2 separate regions of the Homo sapiens genome follow, and region 1 is linked to region 2. Evidence: chromatin loops called from intact Hi-C (ENCODE). Cell type or tissue: GM12878. All regions are shown on one strand. Links, peaks and the distances in the headings refer to the core of each region. The heading gives the core; the rest is flanking DNA.

What was found. A loop is a pair of places that touch in the nucleus more often than their neighbours do. Peaks named below come from ENCODE experiments on the same cell type or tissue, not always from the same donor. Only the 100,000 strongest peaks of a DNase experiment are listed, where the experiment ranks them.
Region 1: a loop joins it to region 2, with 6 times the contacts of the local background. A loop is called at or near these places in 4 of 110 quality-filtered maps.

Annotation. Positions count from the first base shown.
Region 1 is chr20:11,376,481-11,385,844 of GRCh38, forward strand. All of the region lies in intron 1 of LOC105372529 (a long non-coding RNA gene), which reads right to left. Among named protein-coding and RNA genes, the nearest start is that of LINC02871, 350 kb to the left of the region's middle. RefSeq lists an enhancer at 4,094-4,143. In GM12878, for the core only: no CTCF peak of the experiment used is centred there; a DNase peak (open chromatin) is centred at 4,031; H3K27ac peaks cover 922 bases.
Region 2 is chr20:11,450,731-11,460,094 of GRCh38, forward strand. No RefSeq gene overlaps it. Among named protein-coding and RNA genes, the nearest start is that of LINC00687, 420 kb to the right of the region's middle. In GM12878, for the core only: no CTCF peak of the experiment used is centred there; a DNase peak (open chromatin) is centred at 4,459.

The DNA.
Region 1 (9,364 bases), core at 1,493-6,492, 75 kb before region 2:
TAAATGTCAAATTATTTAACTATAGTTAACTTTCACAGTACATTTTCTTTTAATTTCCTAGATTTCAATCTTTTTCATGTTGTAATCTTTGCTACATTTGGCAATGAGTCATTCATCATGTTCACTGATCCAAGTTTCCCACCAATAATTTACAACCTATTCTTAAATAAAAATAAACATCAACTGCAACTTTATTTTTCTTTAGACATTTTCACCTCCTCAGCTTTCAAATATTAGAAACTAAATCCTATGAGCCTTTCATTTACTAAATAGCTTAAGCCAGCAAACTGAGCTGAAATCAACTTGCTTTTCCATTAGACATATTGGCAATTTTTCTAAAGCTGGAATGAGAGAAGAGGTCTGGGGTTTGGGGAGTTTGCCTTAGAGGCTGTGGTAGATTGACGCCATTTCTAGTCCTATTCATGACTTTTCTCTATCCCAACCTTTTGCACCAAGACTCTGAAACTCTTCTCACCAATAATTGAAGCCCATTTCCCTCACTGTTTGAATCTGGACTGCCTTGTGACTTGTTTTTGCCAATAGAATGTGGCAGAAATAATGGGAGGTCTTTTCTAGGCTTCAAGAGACTTCATGCTTTTCCTATCTGTCATAGAAGCTTCCACAGCTACCACGTGAACCAGCCCAGGCCAGCCTGTTGGAAGTTGAGAGGCACATGGAGACTTTAGCAGCCTCAGCCAAGAACAATATAAACCAGTCTAGACCCCTAAACATGTGAGGGAGCCCAGCCAATATCAGCATAGCTGCCTCCCAACCCACAGCTGACCACAGATGCATGAGTGAGCTTGTCTAAGGCCAGCAGAACCACCTGATGCATGGAAATGCATGAGCAATGAAAGATACTCATTGTTCTGAGTGCCTGAGTTTTGAGGTAGTTTGTTATACACTAGTATTTTACGGATACAAATATTTAAGAAAGATATTGTTTCTGGATCACTGCAACATCCACAGAGGTAAGCAAGTGAAGACACCAACATCCATATCATGTTTATGAAAGTACCATAGAGGAACATTGGTCATTAATGACAAATATGCAACAGATACTAATGAGATCTGAGACAGCTATTCTAGGAATAAAGTAGGAAAACCAACAGATATGGTACTCATCCTCAGGGATCTTACAGTCTATTGGAGATGATAGATATTTCAAATTATTTATGTTGAAGTGAAAGGGAAAGAAAAAGACAGTGGATCTCAATCCTGGCAGTACATTAGAATCATCTGGGGAAAATTAAAAATATACCAATGATGAGTCCCATCACAAACCAATGAAATCAAAATCTTTGTGGTTGGGTTCTGAGTATCAGTGTTTTTGGATGCTCCCCAGATGATTACAATGTGTGGTGCAGATTGACAATTACTGGTCTGCAGTGCTTTTCCAAGAGCAGTCGTAGACCACCAGCAGCATCAATCAGGAGCTTGTTGGAAAATGAGAATCTCAGATCCCACTTCTGAATTGCTGAGTCAGAATCTATAGATGAAACATGGGAGTGGCAACCTATATTCTGACAAATTATTTGTGTGATTCTTATGCAAGCTAATGTTTGAGAAGCACTGGTCTTTGTTTGGGGGCAGCCAAAATTGACATCAACTATTGATTATTTGGTACAATTGATGCAGGTCAGGCAAGCCCCCAAATTGGGGCTTAGCCCAGGACGGTTCATGGCTTTGTCCAGAAAAGAATTCAAGGCTGAGCTGTTGGTGTTAAACAACTTTTATTGAAGCAGTTGGGTACAGCAGCAGCAGAGGAGCCGTTCTCTCTTCGGCAGCTCTACCCCACAGACACTGTGCCCAGAGCAGCAGCTCAGAGGCAGTTCTGCACTCATATTCATATGCACTTTTGATGATATGCAAGTTAAAGGGCAGTTTATGCAGAAATTCCTAGGATGAAGGTGCTAACTTCCAGGTTGTCAGGTCATTGCCATGGAAGGAAAGGGGTGGTAACTCCTGGTGTTGCCATGGCAACAGTAAACTGGCATGGAACACTTGAGGAGTGTGCCATGTCTTTTGAAGAGGTGCTTACCCCCCTCACCTGTTTTAGCCAGTCCTCAATTTGGTACTCTATCTGAGTCCCACCTCCAGTGTTGTGCCTCCTACCTCACAATCACCAACACACTCACACACACAAGTACTCCTAAGAATAAAGTAAATTGTCAGCATTGTTTTCCTAGGCACAAAGGTGAGGCATATGTGTATTGAGTGTTCAGTAATTAATATGAGTGAGTTATACAACAAACTCATATGATACTTATTTTAACCTTGCTCATGATTTGAGTGTTCTGTTAGCCACTCTGTTTAAATTCTCTAGAAATTGTTCTCCACAAATACCAGAATTTACAACTTTATTTTAAGACAGGAGTCTAATGGTGCCATGTCTACCAGCATTTCCTCTCTTCTATAGTTTCCATCTCAATTTGTAATATAATATTTTAAGAGTTGTCCTCATTTCTGGATGGGCTTAGAGGCTAATCCAGATTTAGTTACCTTTGAAAGGGTCACTCTCCATCAAATTAAGGAGATCATATTCCAGATTTTCCTGGGACAGTCCTAGTTTATGCCTGTTCCCTGGGCATAATTATTAATAGCATCTCCTTTCACTCTCTGAAATGTCCCAGTTTAGACAATATATTATTGATTACCTTACCTAATATTAATAACTGCATTATCTTTTGGAAGAAGTAATTTTTGCCTTTTTAAATAAAACTATAAATTGCTATTAGATGTAAACATTTCTTGGGGGGCAGGGCCAAGATGGCCTACTAAAAACAGCGGTGTTCGTTGGCTCCATCGGAAAAAAAACATAATAAGCATGTGAATCCTTCACCAGCAACAAAGGCATACAGGTTCTCTCATCAGAACTGACTAGGAGGCTGGCGTGACCCACAGGATGAAGCAACAACAGTGTGGTACAGTGGCCAACCTGAGAGCTACATGGGGGACGGGGAACCTCCTCCCCCCAGCCAAGGGAAGTGGTGAGAGAGCGTGCTACCCAGCTGAGGAAACTGTGCTTTTTCCACAGAACTCTGCAACTCACGGATCAGAAGATCTCACTCGCGAATCCATGCCACTGGGGACTAGCGTCCCAACTCCAGAATGCACAGACTCTTAACAGCCGCTCAGCTGGAATCTGCTTAAGCCTATGGAACTCCCACAGGGAGAGACAACCAGCACCGCACTTCGGCTGCCTGCTGTCTAAGCACTTTGAGCTCCTTGGGGGAGGGGCAGCAGCCAGCACTAGGACTGGCAACCGCCAAACACGCTAAGCTCCCTAGGTGGGGGAAGGGCGGCACCCATCTCTATAGCCCCAGGCTGTGCTTTTCCCCTGCTGGAGCCAGAGAGGCTGGATTCCTTGGTCCTAAGACTTGTCCCCCACAGCCCAACACTGCAGCTGTGGCAGTCTGTGGCCAGAGTGCCTCTTCAGGCTTAACCCTGACCCATCCTTCCTCATTGGGCAGGGCTTCCCTGCAGGAACTCCAATAACTCCAGCCAGAGAGGTTCAGGGACAGAATCTGGATCTCCCTGGGCCCGAGCCCTTAGGGGGAGGGGTGGCCACAGTCTCTATGGAGCAGCAGACTTAGCCTCTCATCCTGGTAGTTCTGAGAAATCCAGGCAGCACAGATAAGTGTGTTTCTCCCCAGTGAATCATACCCTCTCCACTAAAGGACAAAGTTCTTCATTAAACAGGTCCTGTTCCCTGTGCTACCCAACTGGGTGAGACCCACCAATCGGAGTTGTCAGACACCCTATACAGGAGCAATCCTGCTGGCATCAGGTTGGTGCCCCTCTAGGTCAAAGATGCCAGAAGAAGGAGCAGGCACCCATCATTGCTGTTTTCCAGCCTCCTTGAGTGACATCTCTAGGCACAGGAGCAAATCAGATTAATAGGGCCTGAACTGAACCCCCAGTAAACTACAGCAGCCCTACAGAAGAGGGAACTGACCACTGGGGGGAAAAAAAAAAACAGAAAGCAACAACAGGAGCATCAACCACAACAACAACAACAAAAAGCCCCCACAAAAACCCCATTCACGGGTCAGCAGCCTCAAAGACTGAAACTAGACAAACTCATGAAGATGAGAAAGAATCAACAAAAGAATGCTGAAAACCCAGAAGGCCAGAGTGCCTCTTCTCTTGTAAATGATCACAACATTTCTCCACCAAGGGCACAGAACAGGATGGAGGATGAGATGGATGCATTGACAAAAGTAGGCTTCAGAAGATGGGTAATAAAAAACTACACAGAGCTAAAGGAACATATCCTAACCCCATGCAAATAAACTAAGAACATTGATTAAAAAGTTCAAGGAATTGCTAACTAGAATAACCAGTTTAGAGAGCAACATAAACCAGCTGACAGAGCTGAAAAACACAGCACGAGAACTTTGTGAAGCATACACAAGTATCAATAGCTGAATCGACCAAGAGGAAGAAAGGATATCAGAGTTTGAAGACCACTTTGCTGAAATAAGGCATGCAGACAAAACTAGAGAAAAAAAAGAATGAAAAGGAATGAACAAAGCCTCCAAGAAATACAGGACTCCATAAAAAGACTGAACCTACAACTGATTGGAGTACCAGAGGAGACAGGGAGAATGGAAACAAGCTGGAAAACACAGTTCAGGATATTATCCAAGAGAACATCCCCAAACTAGCAAGAAAGGCCAAGATGCCAATTCAGGAAATACAGAGAACACCATTAAGATATTCCATGAGAAGATCAGACCGGAATGCATAATCATCAGATTCTCCAAGGTCAAAATGAAGAACAAACAGTTAAAGCCAGCCAGAGAGTAAGGCCAGGTCACCTACTAAGGGAAGCCCATCAGACTAACAGCAGATATCTCAGGAGAAACTGTACAAGCCAGAAGAGATTGGGGGCCAATATTAACATTCTTAAAAAAAAAATTTTCAACCTAGAATTTTATATACAGCCAAACTAAGCTTCATAAGTGAAGGAGAAATAAAATCCTTTCAGACAAGCAAATGCTGAGTGATTTTGTTACCATCAGGCCTGCCTTACAAGAGCTCCTGAAAAAAACACTAAATATGGAAAGGAAAAGTTGGTACCAGTCACTGCAAAACACACCAAAATATAAAGACCAATGACACTATGAAGAAACTGCATCAACTAGTGTGCAGAATGATGAGATAGCATCATGATGACAGGATCAAATTCACACATAATAATAATAACCTTAAATGTAAATGGGCTAAATGCCCAAAGTAAAAGACATAGACTGGCAAATTGGATAAAGATTCAAGACCCATCAGTGTGCTATATCCAGGAGAACCATCTCATGTGCAAAGACACACACATTGGCTCAAAATAAAGGGTTGGAGGAAAATTTACCAAGAAAATGGAAAGCAAAAAAAAAAAAAAAAAAAAGCAGGGGTTGCAATCCTAATCTCAAATAAAACAGACTTTAAACCAACAAAGATCAAAATAGACGAAAAAGGGTATTACATAATGGTAAAGGGAAAAATTCAACAACAAGAGCTCACTATCCTAAGTATATATGCACCCAATACAGGAGCACCCAGATTCATAAAACAAGTTCTTAAAACTAAGAAGAGACTTAGACTCTCATACAATAATGGTGGGAGACTTTAACACCCCACTGTCAATATTAGACAGATGAAGGAGACAGAAAATTAACAAGGATATTCAGGGCTTGAACTCAGCTCTGGATCAAGTGGATCCAGTAGACGCCTACAGAACTCTCTACCCAAAATCAACAGAATATACATTTTTCTCAATGCCACATGGCACTTATTCTAAAGTGGAACACATAATTGGAAGTAAAACACTCCTCAGCAAATGCAAAAGAATGGAAATCATAACAGTCTGTCAGACCACAGTGCAATCAAATTAGAACTCAGGATTAAGAAACTCACTCAAAACCACACAATTACATGGAAATTGAACAACCTGCTCCTGAATGAATCTGGGGTAAATAATGAAATTAAGGCAGAAATCAAGAGTTCTTAGAAACCAGTTAGAACAAACAGACAATGTACCAGAATCTCTGGGAAACAACTAAAGCAGTGTTAAGAGGAAAATTTATAGCACTACTTGCTCACACCTGAAAGCTAGATTGATCTCAAATTGACACCCTAGCATCACAAAACAGCTAGAGAAGCAAGAGTAAACTAATCCAAAAGCTAGCAAAAGACAAGAAGTAATTAAGATTAAAGCAAAATTGAAGGAGATAGAGACATGAAAAACCCACCAAAAAATCAATGAATCCAGGAGCTGATTTTTTGAAAAATTAACAAAATAGGTAGGCCACTATCTAGACTAATAAGGAATAAGAGAGAGAAGAATCAAATAGACACAATAAAAAATGATAAAGGGGATATTACTACTGACCACATAGAAATAAAAACTACCTTTAGAGAATCCTATAAACACCTCTACGCAAATAAACTAGAAAATATAGAATCTATGGATAAATTCCTGGACACATACACCCTCCCAGGACTAAACCAGGAAGAAGTCAAATCCCTGAAAAGACAAAATACAAATTCTGAAATTAAAGCAGTAATTAATAACCTACCAACCAATAAAAGCCCAGGACCAGACAGATTCACAGCTGAATTCCACCAGTTACAAAAAGGAGCTGGTACCATTCCTTCTAAAACTATTCCAAACAATTGGAAAAAAGGGACTCCTCCCTAACTCATTTTATGTAGCCACCATCATCCTGATATCAAAGCCTGGCAGAAACACAACAAAAAAAGAAAACTTCAGGTCAATATCCCTGATGAACATCGAAGTAAAAATCAGAAAATACTGGCAAACCAAATCTAGCAGCACATCAAAAAATTTATCCACCACAATCAAGTAGGCTTCATCCCTGGGATGAAGGCTGGTTCAACATACACAAATCAGTAAACATAATCCATCACATGAACAGAACCAAAGACAGAAACCACATGATTATCCCAATAGATGCAGAAAAAGGCCTTTGATATAATTCAACATCCCTTCATGTTAAAAACTCTCAATAAACTAGATATTGATGGAACATATCTCAAAATAATAAGAGCTATTTGTAACAAACCCACAGCCACTATCATATTGAATGGGCAAAAGCTGGAAGCATTCCCTTTGAAAACCGGTATAAGACAAGGATGCCCTCTGTCACCACTCCTATCCAACATAGTATTGGAAGTTCTGGCCAGGGCTCAGCTGGGACTGTCTGCTGAAGTATCCACACATGGCTTCTTCACTTGGCATGGCTTCTTATAGCATGCAAGATGGATCCATGAGAGAGTATTCTAAGAAGCATCCAAAGAGAAAGCATTCCAAGAAAACTGGAAGGAAGCTGCAGGGCCTTTTACCATCTATCCTCAGAAATCATATTAGCATAACTCCCATTGCTTGATTGGTTGAGGCAGTAATAAACCCATCCAGATTTAGAAAGAGGGGGCATAGATAAGCCGTCTTGTGGGGAGAAATGTCAAGGAAGTTGGGGGCCACATTTGATAAGCACTACTTCTACTGATGCCACAATCATGACGAGGTGTTTTCCTGCCTCCCTTGCTCGACACTCTCTTCCTCTTTCCTTTTTCTAGTTCCTGATGTCCTTGTAGTGTCCTTTAATTATATAATTCTCTGTAAAAAATTTCCCCCATGATCCAATATCCATGCACCCTATCTTCTACCTCTTCCCACGGAAATTCTGTTCTCTCCACTTGGATTATCCCTGCTAGGGTCTAGTGTCAATTACTTTACTGAAATATCGCCTAAATTTTGAATGGCTGAGCAATTTAATGCATCCATGAGGGTCTCTTCATATTAGATGGAGAATGTGCTAATCCAAATGAACAATAATTAGTAGTAGGTGTAGAAATCTTTGTTAAGCTCAGAAGCCTTCCTTTACATTGTCCTGTTTTCCATGTATTTCTCATCTCTTCCCTAGACCCTACACTACCCCAAACTAAAGGATGGGCTAAGAGCACTGTGTCATTCCATTTCAGAGAGAGATGCTACCCCTCACTGTGGCTTTCCCTGCACCACCCTAGTCCAGTTGTTATAACTGCGTTTCCATACTTCATAGTATGTAAGATGAGTTTAACTATAAAGCTGTCTGTTTATGTACCACTTAGGAAAAACTGCTGCTAATTAACGTATAATGCAAGATTTTTTATAAAGGGGCACAGGAAACTTTTGAGTATGATGGGCCTGGCCTAAATTTTGAGTGTGATGGTGGTTACAAGGGTGTATTCATTTGTCAAAACATATGACCTAGTGCCATTTGACTATGTGGTTTATTGTATGTCATTATAGCTGAACTAACTTGAAAAAAAAGTACCATGGAATACTGTAATATTGATACACTTAAATAATGTTTTCTTAACTGCAAGGAGCATGCTTGGAAAGGAATCATGTTCAATATATTGTGTGAGATGAAACTAAGCTTTCATCCTCAGATGAAAAGCATCTCTTAAAATGCTTTAATTTTAAAGCCATCTGTCACTCTAAAGACACCCTTGGCTAACAGGCTCGCTGACAACCATTCTCTTCCACTTTGGAGGAACACTGAAGTGGGCCAATAAAACCTGGGTTTTCCAAGGTGATAGTTGTGGATGAACGTGAGCTAACTACCTCCTGTTATCTCCTCTAGCAGTTCTGACTGAGGTTTGTTCATATTCTACTGATGCTTATTTCCCCTCCTTGCCCCATCTGAGCAGTTTCTCTGTTGACAACTGCTCAGTGGATCAGGCGGAGTGAGGGTATAACTACTTGTCAAGGTGTCAGACACTTCCATCAAGATTCAAACTCCTGACCATAAGTAACAAAGGGGCTTACAATTTCAAAAAACAACAATATTAAATAAAACACGAAATAGATACAGCTACCACTCCCGACCAACTATATATGATGCTTAGCATCCCCAAACTAATGCTCACTTATAAATACAGCAAGTGTCCCAAACACTTAAAGACCAGCCACACTCTTTTATAAAAAAGACTTTTATGTTTTAAATATTTGTTTACAGTTTATTTTTGAGTTAAAATATACATACAGTAAAGATTCAAAAACATAAGTGTACAATTTATTCAGTTATGACAAATGATAACATCCATATTAACCATACTCCAGTAGATATATGGCCATTTTCTATGGTATAATTTTTAAATTATATTTTAAATGATTGTTGCTGGTATATAAAAGTGCAGTTGGCTTTTGATATTGATTTGGTAACCAACAATAATGCCAAACTCTCTTATTTATTCTAAAACTGGCCCTTAAACTTTTAAATTTTCTAGGTAGGCATTTATAATATACTATCTTTAGATAATGACACTTTAAAAAAATTCCAAGTCCTCATTTTTTAAT
Region 2 (9,364 bases), core at 1,788-6,787:
CTAAGAGAGAAAAAAAGACAAATTCCAAATATATCATGCTATGGGTTTTTGGATAAAGCAAGTTTGATTCAAAAGGCTAAGTACTAGGAGTCCATTTATGTAGAATTCCAGCAAATACTGAAGGACCATAAAAGCAAATATTAACTTCAGAGAACTAAAATAATTAGAATAGTTTATGTATACATATATGCACACATGTGCTATATTATATACATATGCTACATATATACACATTTGCTCCATATATACACAGATATGCTACATATATGTAGCACATATGCCACATGTATATGTATGTAGCATATGTGTATATATACATATATACACATATGCTTTCAACATTAATCTTCATATCAACCTTTTGAGATACATAGACAATTATTTAAGTTTTTTTTTTTTTTTTTGAAACGGAGTCTCAATCTGCCGCCCAGTCTGTAGTGCAGTGGCGTGATCTCGGCTCACTTCAAGCTCCGCCTCCCGGGTTCACGCCATTCTCCTGCCTCAGCCTCCCAAGTAGATGGGACTACAGGTGCTTGCCACCATGCTCGGCTAATTTTTTGTATTTTTAGTACAGATGGGGTTTCACCATGTTAGCCAGGATGGTCTCGATCTCCTGACCTCGTGATACACTCGCCTCGGCCTCTCAAAGGACAAATATTTAAGATTTTTACCATTCACATTGCATGTTGGTGTTTATATATATGTAGCATATGTGTATATATGTAGCATATGTATATTTATACATCTATATATACATATATATAAATATATATTTAAATTGGATCAGCAGTTAAGAGTCCAGATTCCAGGAGATCAGATGTTCAGTCTGCCCTTGTAAGCGCAGTCCAATTGGATGCTAGTGTGTAAGATAAACCATCTTCTTTGCCCTGCATAGGGCCCCAGAAGTTTATTGTAGTGGAAAGGACACTGGGGACATGAGATAAATCCTCTCACTAATAGAGGCAAACATTTGTAAGTAAGATTGCAACTAATCTTCTCTCGCTCCAGCCTTGCATGATGGAAAACTTTGAGTGAAGATATGAACAAAAACAATGGGTTGCGTTAATCCTTTTCAACCTGGGAAAAGGCATCCACACCTGTCAATTTGGGGTGGTTGCCCAGGAGGGAACTGTGGGAATACAGCCATGGGAGAATTAGAGCTGAGTTGCCAGGCAGGCCAGATAATTCCTTCTTTAACAGCTTGAAGCCCGGGAGTCACATTTCCTACTTACAAAAAGCTTTCCAGGACGTAACCAAATCTGCGGTTTCCCAGGAGGTCTTGGCTTGTCTCACCAACAGCCCATGTCCTTGGAAGACACAAGCTTTTGTTGTTTTGGGGGAAATTTGGGTTGTGAGTGTGCTCAACACACCCCTGGCAGAGCCTGGATGAGAGAAAGAGGCTCATCTTTCAAGTCCTCTGCCACTCCCTTTGAAACAGGGCTGTTTTTAAAGGGCCTCGAGACTTACTTCCTGGCTGCGACTTCAAAGCACAGATGAATGCTTGATTTAGAGCTCCGGGGCCTCCATGTCTATTATTATTATTGTAAAATACGAACAAGTCAGCCACGTGTTTATAAACGTCCCATGACAGCAAACTCACTGGCTAGAGGATGCAACATTAGGCTGTGTCTGCACCAGAGGTAGGGAGGCTTTGCCAAGGGGGGCAAGCCCAAGTAAGGTTCGTTAAATGCCATGAAAAAAAAATGCTTCTGGAGCACAAGGCGCAGGAGCATTTCCTCATTTTTGGTGAGCATTGTGTTCGTTTATTAAGAAATGGTCACTGACAGCAATACTGTCTGCCATGTTCACATATTCTGAGAATGCAGAACAAACTTGTGACTCAGAGGGCTGAGAGAAAGCTGTAAGGAGTTGGGGAAGGGAGCTCAACATTACTGTTATAATTGAACTAAGGGCTCAGGCCTTTATCAGCCCACCAGGCTATCAGACGGCGGGGTAATGTGACTGTAAGTCTTTGCCTACGAATGAGTTCAGTGCATTTCCTGAAAGTAAGTGAAAATTGAATTTATTGGTTTACTTTCTGTTTTCTTGGCAGGTGAGATAGAACAGGTATAAACTCATATTAGTATAAACTAATGAGCAAAAAAATAAAAAAGAAAAGAAAGAAACAGCAATCAAAAGCAACAGAACACAAAGTAAAGAAAAAGATAAATACAGAAAAAAATGAACAAAGGGGTGTCTTGGTTCAGGTTCCTTAGAAGCAGGGCTTAAAACAAGAACTCAGGTGTGCATGATATATTGAGGGAGGACTCGTAGAAGAAGAGAAGAGAGAAACAGGAAGAGGTAGGGGTGTAGACTGAGATGGAATCTAGCCTTAGCCTGATGCAGTGGTAAGCTCTGGAGCATGACCTGAACAAGAGTTGGTGTTAATTTGAGGCAAGAAGACTGTCCTTTCATACTTCAGTGTTAGTTGAGCTTCCTGGATGGGGGTTAAGGGAGAATAGCCCTCAGGCTGATGGCTCTTGCTGAAAGCAGTTCTCTGAGGAGGGAGCGGCTGTGAGCCATTAGCAGCCCACTTACAGCAGCAAGGCAGATGGGTCTGCAAGCCAGCAAAGAATATCTACAAGACACCAACAGTATCCACTCCAGGGGCCTATTGGAGTGATAGCCAGAAATCATCCTCCTTGCCAAGAACCACTCTGCATCTCTCACTCCTTCATTATCTACGTGTGGGATAGATTAATGTGGCCTAAAGCAATGGGCTCTGAAACATTGGTCCCTTGGAAGGTTTGGAATTGCATTTAAAAATTCCCATCCCCTATATCCTAGTAAATTCTACGTTTAAATCGATGTCACCAGAGAAGATCTTCCACATGTGAACAAGAAGACAGGCCCAAGGATGCTTGTTGAAGCATTATTTGCAATGATGAAATAAGATAACATTCTGAAGGTTCACCAATGGGGCAACAGGAAATGAATTGTGATGTGTCATTCCCTAGATCACTGTGTACCAGATAAGTGAACTCACTGATACATATAGAAAACCTGAAGTTGAATGAAAAAAGCAAGATGCAGTGCAATGAAAATAATATGGTATATGTAGATAACATTTTTAAATATAGGCACAAAATATTGTTATGCTTTCATCTCATACACACATACATAAATGTGTTATATATAATACATATTTATTTGTCAAAATATTTTTTAAAGTTTAAAAGAAAATATAGCAGACTCATCAAGGAGGTGAGAATGAAAATGGAATTTGGGATGAGGTCAAAGCGTTTTCAACTATATCTATAATATTGCATTTTTCTAAAAAAAAAATTTTTAAATTTTAAGTAATTAAGCCCCTAAGTAATTAAGCATGCAAGGTAAGGTACTACTAGGAAGTATGCATGTGAGGAACCAATGGGCCAGGGTGTTTTAGCCCTGACCTTGTACACATCCAGTCTGGCTTCATAGACACATGTTGCAGAATGGCAAGGAAATAGTTGGGATAGCAAAGGGTTCAGCAAGAGGTCAAATGGGACAAGGGAAATAAAGAGCAAGATGAAGACTCTGAAGAGGAATCCCCTACTTTCATAGATATTTCTAGAACCATTGTTGGCCCCAGTGACACAGTTTACCAATCTTCAGTTATAGCAATGCTGTTCCCTATGCATATGTACCTTAATCTTACAGATCATTTGTTTCAGGCATTTTTTACTTGATTAGTTTCCAATACATTGTTTAGATTTCTTTAGATTCGGAGAGAAGGCCCAAAACATAAAACAATTTATAATTAGAAGTCTGAAGCTATAAAAGTCACCTAACATTTGTGCATACTATTTTCAAAGATGTGGAATTGTGTTACATACTTAAAACAGCATCCTTCTAAGTGTATTACAATGATCTGCTTTACTCAAAGTCTACTGATCTCTCAAAGACTCCTTGATCTCTCAATATGTTTTATTTTATATAATTCAAAGAGAAAACAAAGGAGGATCCCTTGGTTACGTATCTTCTGGAAATATTGGGTTACAGCTAATCATCTTTCTGTATTGTCTGACTTCTCCAAATCTTTAATATTCCACAGTGGGCTGTGAATGCACAAGTGTGAAACATAGTATGCAATATTTCCCTAACCTATTTGCACAGAGAATTATTTGTTATTGGGGCTTTCCTCCCCACACCAGACTTTAGAAAATACAGACCTAGAATTTAACCAGTAGATCAAATGAAACTTTAGTTTTATGTTTAAAACAAAGTTGAAAAACACGCTTCTCTAATCACATGAGTGTTTTTCTCTTTGGATTGAGACTCCTCTGCCCAAATTTGTATATAGCTTAGTGTGTATAACAGGGGAGGGGAGGGATTTCAACTACTCCTTGGAGCTGTCAAGTACTGAATCCCACTGATTAGCAAGGAGTTTCTCTCAACGTCTGAACAGCTTCTTGCCCTGGAGTAATATGTCGCTGAGTCATAGGGAAACATTGCTTGGTAATAATTGATGTACAGCTAAATCTTCTAAGCACTTTTTAACTATACAAATGCTTCTTGCCCCCACGAACAATGAACAAGAGAAGAGGCTTCCTTTTAACTTTAAATTAACTAGCATTTCAAAGAGTTCCAGAACATCTTTCAAACTCACTTCTCTGAGGACATCTAAATAGGACCAGTGACTCCCTGAAGGCACCTTCTACCCCAGAGCTCTGTTTCCTTTAGATACTGAAGTACAATAAAGTTGCTTTATAGTCATAGAGGAAATAAACAGGCTGCTGTTCTCAAAGAATGCGAAGCCCTTACCTGTGCCTTGAAGATAGGAACGTTTATGAGTCCCAGGGGACAGGGACAGCCCCCGGATGTGAGTAGTTTCCAGAGAAACAAGTTGATCTGAAGTTTTTCCTGGAGAGTTGGAAAATCTGCCACATGTCATCCAGCGCTTATTTCTTTGGTGGGTTTTACACTTGGGTGTCATTCAGCAGTTTTATGAGAGCAAGACAATGGATAGAGAAGCCATAAAAAAAATTCTTCTAGTTCTTTAAGGTATGAGTCATCTTTACCATTGAAACCTTTGGTCACAGCCTGAATAGAAGAGGCAACATGCACTGCTTTTTTTTTTTTTTTTTTTTTTTTTGGTAGGGGTGGAGGGAGAAGAGTTTTCAAATGTGTTGCTTCCATTCAGGAGGGAAAGATTATTTAGGGATCTATTGATTTTTCATATGTGGTTTGATTGCATTTTCCCTCACTTGAGTTTCTGGATGTGCTCATAGATTGAACCTCAGTTATGTGGGAACTTTCAGTGTCAGTTTCTAAGAGTAAGAGGCACGGCAGCATTAATTTGACCTTCTCCATGATAAGGGATCCATTTTAGAAACAGTAATAATAGCTCACACTTGTTGAACACTTATTTGTTGTCAGGACCTGATATAAATGTTTCATATGTCTTTACTTATTTAATGTGCATAGCAGCTACAATGCAGTAGTTGTGGTAGATTGTGCAAAAGTGGCTGCAATTCTCCAACCTTCCCTGTATCTGCATCCCTTTGCAATGTAACTGCAACTCCTTGCATCAAGAGATGAAGTCAATATCCTCACCTTCTAAATCTGGGCTAACTCCCTCGTGGCTCTGTGATTAGAGGTGCTGGCTGACCTTGGGTGGCCCCAGATGGATGGCTCCTCTGGCTTCCTCCACATGGTCTCTTATCCTTCAGCTAACTAGCCCAGGCTTGCTCACCTGGCTGATGGACAGGGTCTAAGAGAAGAAAGACAAGGGCAAGGCCTTTTTGAGGTCTAGGTTCGGAAATGCCACAACAATACTTCTCCTACATGCTGTCAGACAAAGAAAGTCATAGTGGCCAACCCAGATTTGAGGGGTAAACAATAATCTACCTATTGATGGGAGTTGCCACAAAGTCACACTACAAAGGGCCTGAATACAGGAAGAGCCATTTTCCCCCATGGGTTTCAAATGACCATGAGAATCCACATTGCCATCATCTAGAACAGTAAAAAGTGAACTAATGATTAATACATTCAAACATCAGCTCTTCATTAAGTTGCTTCTGAAGTGGATACTGCACAATCTTGTAAATGATTATTCATGGTCTTTTCACATAAGTCACCCAATAGTTTGACATTGTCTTTCAATTTTCTCCTTTATATCATTAGTTCCTTTACTTTTAAGGCAGACTTGGACAAAATTCATTGTTTATTATATAATAAGTATAGTGAGTATACCACTCCAAAGAGGACTGGACAAAGCAAGAAGACAAAAACCTGATGCAGTGCTTTTCAACAAGAAGGTACATATTAGAATTACCTGGGGAATGTTCTCAAACTTCTTTCCCTACCTCCATTCTGAGGCATATGTTTATTTCCAGGGCAAGGAAGATGAAGACAAGCACTTGTGTTCAAACAAGCCCTTGGATAACTCTAATACGCATTTCCTTCACTTCTCCTCCTCAGTTAAGAATGTCTGCCTAACAATTTGATGGAGTTGTTTGAATACCTTTGATAAGGTGAAATTATTGTGGCAGTATAATTAGAACAATGTGTTTTCATACAAGCTCTTCTATGTTATAGCTAAGAAACCTTGAGAAAGTCACTGGTCTTCTGGGAGCCTCAGTTTCTTCATCTCTAAAATGGGGATCATAATAACTTGCCCATCTCAGAGGCTCAAATGAGATAATTAGGAGAAAAAAAGTGCTTTGCAAACTGTAAAACTCTAAAAAACTGAAAGGAATAGAAACGTTTAGTAACTTCCCTTAATTATGCCAAAGCCCTGCAAGTTAGTCTAGAGTATTCTGTATGAAATATTCTAAAAGTGAATCCTGCCATTTCCTGACAGGCGTCAGTCATTTATCTTTCCCATGATCTCTCTGAATGAGACTTTCCAAATCTAGTTAATTCCTATCTTTTAATATACACCACTGTAGTGTTGGAATGCTGCCGGAGATTTGGAAACGGGCTCAGAGATGAAGTTAAGAGGTCATTTTGCTGTTACTGTGCACTTACCACAAAAATGTGGCTTTGTGGTTATTCGACAAAAAGGTGTAATAATTACTTGCAGTGACTGTATAGAGGCATGTTTGAAAAACAGAATTTTAGAGGAAGGAAAGTCAATAACTTACATGTGTGCTGTGAGGAGGGAAATAGAACTAGAAATAGTTTGGAGACGGTTGCTTTTCATAGAGGAGTAGGATCAGACAGATGGGGGGCAAGTTGAAGAGTAAGCTCCCTGAAGGTTAACAGCTTCTCAGTTTTGTGGACACACACACACACACACATCTGAAATTTGATCCAGATTATAATATATGTGAAAAGCAAGTTGTGAGACAGTGTATATCCTTAGATTTCACAAGCCATAGGTAGAAGAGGCCACCACTGTGTTGGAACCCAATATTCTTTCTCAGCGGTGGGAGCAGGACCACCATGTGTACCATTCTATGGGAGCCATCTACACCACAGGCTGAGTGTCAGCCTTGGGTGGGAGAGACACTTATGTGTACATCATTTACACAAAACGATGGATAATTGCCACATTTCAAGTTACCTATTCCATTTGAAGTTGTGAAAGGTAAATGTTTTCACTTCTAAGAAAACTTTGCCCTTTTCTCTCATTTCAGAGGGAACAACACAGAGACTCAGAAAGGATAATCCACTGTCTCTGGTCCCACAGCAGTTGAACCCAGGTAGATAATCAGATCTGAATTGTTCTGTTTTTTTTGTCAACATGTTTCAGAAAGTTATGGTAGCCACCAACTGAGCTATTTCCTAATCCCCTTCTGCTAGAAGTGCCCCTATGTTTGCTCATTACGGTGTTGACGGTTATTTCACTTCTATACTTAGGGGGCCTTCGGGGATTCTACCGGCGACTTCTCAGAAGCCGTATTTATGCACTACCCAGAAGGAAAGGCCTGCAGTGTCTAAAATAGTTATAAAATGTCTGTGAGATTTGAGTGGGGTCTGCTTTTTTCTCCTTTCTTTTCTTTTTTACTCCCTCTGCCTTGTTTCATTTTATGACCACTCACTGGTAAACTGACGCTGGAACAGCAGGTTGAAATGCCTTTCAAGCGCTTTGATTGCCACCATGAAAACAAACTGCTTTTTGGCCTTGTGTAGACACGATGTCTGAGAATTATTATAGTCAGTCTTTGCTCATGATTCCATGAAACTCTCCAATTCTGCAGCAAGCCCCATATTGCAGCTTTTCCAATTCACAGCCCAGCATACATGCAAGATTCCTTGGAGTATCTTTAAGATTTTGGGTTCTATAAAACAGCTCCCGCTCATAAAAGCACACACAAACTTACCATTGTTGAGTGTTTTTTAAATAGAATCAGGAACGAATCTGTGACCTTGTGGCCCTGAGGTGGGAACACTATCTATAAAGTTGCCCAGACATTCTGCCTGTCAGTAGGACATTTTCATTGAACATAAGTATAAAAAAAGAAGGAGCCAGAATAGGCCAAAATTTTTTACATGCCACAGCTCACTTTATGCATTTTAAACCTTGTTAACATTTGCTAACAAGAAAGTTAAGAACTTTGAGCTATAAAAATAGGAATGTCTTGCTAACTAAATAAATATATGTGTGAACTTTGGGTTCTGCTCCTTGCTCTGGACCGGCTCATGATCATGCAAAAGGAAAAAGAAAAAATTAAAAGGAGCCTAGTTTGGGCTTGTAAAATCTCTAACAAGTCCTTAGAGTTTTCTTCCTTGCATGTTTCTCAGAGTTTCTGTTGATTGCATCTTTTAGCAGAATTGAAATTCACATGAGTCATTCAGTTGCTGATCATCAGTAGAATTGTGAAGATTCTGAAGTGTTTAGATTTACCTTTTAAATATTAGCAAGATCACACTAAGAATGTAGAAACAACAGAGAGAACTAAGTACTGACTGGATGGAAGCTTTAACTTTTGGAAGCAGAGTTGCCTGGGGCATCCTTCTCCATTGTCACTGTTCATCAATTTCCATCTGTGTGTATTTTCTGGGGACTTGTAAACCATTTCCTCTTTTCAGTTTCCTGTTTCCCACTCTAGTCGTCTTCACTTCCTTGTGGTAAACAGCTTCCTTGCTGGGCAGTAAACAGCATTATTGCTTTCTTTAGATTACATCAATTCATGGGCTTTCCCTGAGAAACTGAAGTTGCTTGAGAGTCCTCTCTCTCTGTCTCTGTCTTCATCTAATATGGAAGCTCAAAGAAATATTTAAAAAAAACTATTGAAGGTAATAAGCTAGAGGATAAAAAATGAAAATAAAGTTACAGTGAAACCCAAGACAATTTAGGTGGATGCATCTTTGGTAGAAAATTCCTGTGGTGGCTATGAATTGATTCACTAATAAAATTTAATTTTTTTCAGTGTAAAGTATGTCTCTAAGACCTCACTTCTCTGAGCTGGGAAAACAGTTCAAGCCATAG